2 separate regions of the Homo sapiens genome follow, and region 2 is linked to region 1. Evidence: read pairs that join two places in POLR2A ChIA-PET (ENCODE). Cell type or tissue: MCF 10A. All regions are shown on one strand.

Region 1 (2,500 bases):
TTGAACAAGGAAAAATGGAAAATTCATGTATAAATAGCTAATCATTGGTCTTAAACATAGCATATACACGGAGGCTCAGAGGACAGGTTGGTAAAGATTACTCAAAAGGAGAATTAAAAGACCGCTCAATTCTCAGTTGTGTCATAATCGTATCTTTATGGTAGCTACATATTATAAAATGTTTTTTATTTATCCCTCATACTAGTAAGCGTCAAATTCATGATCTTTGTGAGTATACTGACAAACTACTCTCACAAGCTATTACTATTATTGATATTTTATATATCAACTTTTTTTCATCCATAAAAGTACCTCAACGACATGTTCAGTAGCAAATAAGTTTTCAGATCCCTTCACTCTATTGAATAACAGCTCTGAACACTTTGACTAACTTGAATATCTTCTATTTGCAATGCCTAAAGATTGAGAATAAAGCAGTTAAGAAGGAAGGTGTAATTTGTAAATTTAGAATTGCCAAATTAGTAATGAGTATGTAAGTTCAAATAATTTTACGCAATCAAAAAGATAGTGACATTCGATGCTTATTGCCATTTGTTATTTATGTTTTTAAAATACATTTTTGTTATGTGTCATTTTCAGAGTATGTTTTCTTTCCTATCTTACTTTTTCCAATTTGCTTTTCAATCTTTCAAGATGACTTTGGCTTATCCTAAAAAGAATGTGAGACTTAAAGGTCAATGTAGGGGAGAAATACAATTAAAAAACACTTGGCTTGCCAGATAAGCAAATCTTGATTATAACTTATTTTTGATTAGGTAAACATTCTAAAATAATACTGAATTTAGATTCTTGTTTTTATTTTGTTGGCTAGTATTCTAAACTCTTAAGTGGGCAGTGATATACATTTCTATTAAACTGTATAAGTAACTATGCAAATTGGGATATAAATTGCATTAGAAAATATGAACATATTTGCTTGATACTTAATTCAACCATAAAAAATAAAGTATTGCACTTATTAATGTTCTCTTCCCTCATTTGTCATCTGATATTGCTCTTAGTCACTCACTATCAAAATTTCTTTGTTTAATCTTACTTCTATTAATTTCCTTAAAGTTTCATGCAAAGCAAATTTATGTCAGGTTGTAAGCACCTTTCTCTCAAAGCAACCACCACTGTATTTGTGACAACTCATGCCAGAACCCTGAATCTGCCTTGGGAAGAAACATTGCCAGTTGGTGGCAGCATTCACAAGAGAGGGTCACATTTCCTCTGTTATCTTTAGGTTGAATTTCAAAACAACTCTAGAAAACAGACTCAGAGGGCTAGCCTTGGAAACAGCATGCAAACAACTGCAGAAAAGCGGAAGGTTTCTGACTATAATACAGTTCTACCAAACAGCAGAGCATGTGGCAAAAAAGCCAGGCTGGCTCCCTTCCTCCTGTTTACCTCCTGAGCAGTGTATGAAACAGGGTGAGCTTGCTCCTGGAATCAATAGGTGAATCAATGAACACAGGCTGGTCTTCCCCACTTCATAACATCTGTACTCTGTACAAGGACACTCCGGGCCACCCTCGCTGAGCATCCTCCCGCCCTCTCCCAGAAAATATAGCTGTGTCATCTTACAGACATTTTTAATGTCATCTGCTTATGATGTGCAGATTGAGAAGCAGACAATTTTGTTCTGCTCTGGCATGAAAAAAAAAAAACGTTTTAATCGGCAGCTAGGATAGCAACATGAAGCAACACACAGGACATCAATTTCATCATGCAAAATACCGGTGTATTATATTACAGGGGCCAAGCATTCCAAGGAAAAGTAATGATCTAAGAAGATGCTCTTGCATTTTAAAAATATCTACTAGTGTTATACAGTCATTAATGTATAATTTCCATTTCAATAATAGGAAGCCTTCTGGGAAAAAAAGCTTGTGTTGCTTCTTAAATCTAGAAACACATTCTCAAAATTCAAACAGAACAAAATCCAGAGGCATATTAATAAATATTTTCAACTCCTAACCGCAGTCACTTTTTAATTGGGCATTTATGTATTTCTTCAACATAATTATATTTATAATGAAAAAATGTTGAGAATACTGGATTAGCTGCATTTGTAACTACAACATATTTTTCTAAACAGTATTAATTCAATTGATAAGACTTTAAAAAAGTTATAGTAGTTTGTTCTATCATATATGCACATTAAATAATCATTTATTTTAGAAAATCCTCCCTCATAAAATGAACATTTAGGAAAGAGACTGATCCATATTTTTAACAAGAATAATAAACACACAAGTAGAAAGCCTTTATAATTTCCAAGGGGCTGATCAATTCCATTAACAAATCCTGATACTTTAAATGTTTGCAATGCCATACATAGCAAATGATCCAAACAGCAGTTATATTCTCTCATGTAAGTCATTCTGTTGCCCATACACAGAGTTAGCATGTTACAAAACTCTTGTGAAATTTCAGTTGAAACATTAGCAAATAAATTTGCTGGTAAAGTGCAAGAAGTTTCCTTATAAACCCTAGA
Region 2 (2,500 bases), 220 kb before region 1:
CATTCATCTAGTAATGCAAAAAAAATGGTATGTTGTTTTCTGGGATCTGATTTTTTAATACCGTGAACCAGGTCCCTATTTCAGTGTGTAGCATGATTACAGGTTAGATCTGCCCACCTCAGACCATTGTCTCGCAGATGTGTGCTTATCCCAGTGAGATCTTTGAATATTTATCACGATTACTCTGGGGGAATGAAAGTCCATCCTGTGGGCAATGGAGGATCTTTGGGTATGAGTGAGAGCTGCCCTTTAATTTTTTCTCAAACCTTCTAGATTCGTATGTTTCTTGTAAAGATAAACGACATCATAGATGGGACCACCTGCTTATTTTTATCTTCTTTAATTCTTTGTGAGATTATGGCACTGGCTGAATGACAAGAGTGTGCTACTGCCACAAAGCTGCAGACTGTCCAATGGACTCTAGTCCCTATGAAAACAACATAGATTCAACTTGTTATTCATGTAATCTCTCGAACAGTGAACACTACTAAGCCCAGGCCTCAAATGAGCCACACATTGGTGCTCTCTGGGGGCTCTACCCAGAAGGGCTGGTTATTGCTGCATCAGAGATGGGGAAAGGTGGTACTCCTGCAGGCACTATTCAAGTGTAAGTGATCTGCATCTTCAGTTCTCCTCAACATCGAAGTCAAAAGAAGCAATGCTGTTACTCGAATACAATGATCAAAATCAGGATTAGACTTTGTTTTAATTCAAAAGAAAGAGCAAGTGGTATTACTTGATGTCCAGCCTTACAAAAAGCAATGTATGGGAAAGAAAAACCTAAAGAAGACCCTTGGGGAAAAGGAAAACAAGTTCTGTCTAGGGGAAGGAAAGTAGTGATGAGATTGAGTTTCTTTTCTTTGAAAATTCCCTGCTTTACAGGGATGGTATGTTTTATGTTAAAAATTAAGCTACATTTAATCCCTTAACAATGTGTCCCTGAGACATTATTATGGGCTTGTATTTGTCATGGATTCTATTGAAATATGTTCATTATTTTTTCCAGAAATGTGAAATAGAAAAAGGGGCTTTCATGGGCTCTAAACACCAGAATTCGTTATCTGTATTTAGAGCGAGGACAGATTTGTCAGAGGTTTCAGGCAGTGACTAAGAACTCAGGAGTAGGAGGGAAGAATAAGTACTGACAACTTGTTCTTGACCTGCCCAGTTATTTCAACCACAGGAAGGATATTTAAGATTCTTTGCATTATCATTATTTAGTGACTCATACTGTGGGTTAATAATTCCCTTTTTCCTACTTCTCTTGCTCCTCATAGGCCAGCATAGATCAGGGGCTCAGGGACCTGCCAGCTCAGATGTCATTTCATCCTCAGTGGTGGTCACAACCTCCAAATGTGCTTCCTGAATATGCTTGAGAAGAATGTTGTCTGTTGATGGAGCTGCTGGCTGAGAGATCTGGTTGAGAGATGGTGTTTTAGCCTGAGGTTTCTTGAAGAATTTCAATCCTAGCCCATTTCCGAGGATAACAATGCTGAACCCATTGGCTGTTACCCTTTGAGCAGCGATATTCTTCACCATCTAAACAAATCTGTTGCATATTAAAACTCAGTGCTCATGTTCTCACTTACAACCGGGAGCTAAACGATGAGAACACACGGACACATAGAGGGAAGCAACACACACCGGGACCTATCGAAGAGTGAAGGGGAGGAGAAGGGAGAGGATCAGGAAAAAGAACTAATGGGTACTAGGCTTAATACCTGGGTGATGAAATAATCTGCATAACAGACCCCCATGACACAAGTTTACCTATGTACCAAACCTGCACATGCACCCCTGGACTTAAAAGTTAAAAACCCCTCAGTGCTCCTATGACATTTGATATATTGGGATTCTTCTTCATGGTTTCTTTAATGTTAACCACCTTTTTACTGTCAACGTCAGGGAGTGTCATGGCCTCATATTCCTGAGTTTCCTGTCTTTACTGACCAAGATTGATCAAAAGCACCTTCCTCAAAGGCAAGTACATTCTCTCCAGGTCACTTCTATTCCATATATTTGTTTATGCTGGCATTGTAACATATTAATATTTTTCCCATTATCAAATTTTGTGAGAATATCAGTGGTACATTTTAAAATCTAATAAGCATTATCAGATGCCTTATGAAGATTATCTGCCAAATTATAGCCCTAATAGTAAAAGATTTTTAGCCATATTTTGTTTAATTAGCTTGTGTTGATATTTTATTACTTAGAAACTCCCACCCCCCGAACCCTCAAATGACTTGTTCCTTGAACATAAAGAATAAAATTGGGACAGTCTGTCCTCACAATATTTTCTGGTCCAAAGCAATTCCAGATGAATACATGCTTTTGAATAGAATATACCATTTTGCATCAATTACATTTCCACTGATTTAAGCAAGGATACTGGATAGGAGAAACAGTGCAATAATTTAGACCTTCAAACCCTTAGAAAAACAAATCAGCATCAAGTGTGTAAAATAATGTTCATGTGGGTAGAAAGGGAGGAAGTGCC

What was found. Peaks named below come from ENCODE experiments on the same cell type or tissue, not always from the same donor. Only the 100,000 strongest peaks of a DNase experiment are listed, where the experiment ranks them.
Region 2: POLR2A ChIA-PET joins it to region 1 with 10 read pairs; 3 of 35 experiments call an interaction of 5 or more read pairs at or near these places.

Annotation. Positions count from the first base shown.
Region 1 is chr13:109,790,219-109,792,718 of GRCh38, reverse strand. It overlaps LOC124903211 (WAS/WASL-interacting protein family member 1-like), which reads right to left. Exons shown (of 2, transcript XM_047430835.1): 2 at 1,723-2,500. Among named protein-coding and RNA genes, the nearest start is that of IRS2, 4.9 kb to the right of the region's middle. In MCF 10A, CTCF peaks have their summits at 971 and 1,190 (motif pointing right); a DNase peak (open chromatin) is centred at 1,208.
Region 2 is chr13:110,011,059-110,013,558 of GRCh38, reverse strand. It overlaps a transcript of LINC03082 not described here. Among named protein-coding and RNA genes, the nearest start is that of LINC00396, 41 kb to the left of the region's middle. RefSeq lists an enhancer at 702-1,901. In MCF 10A, no CTCF peak of the experiment used is centred here; a DNase peak (open chromatin) is centred at 1,298.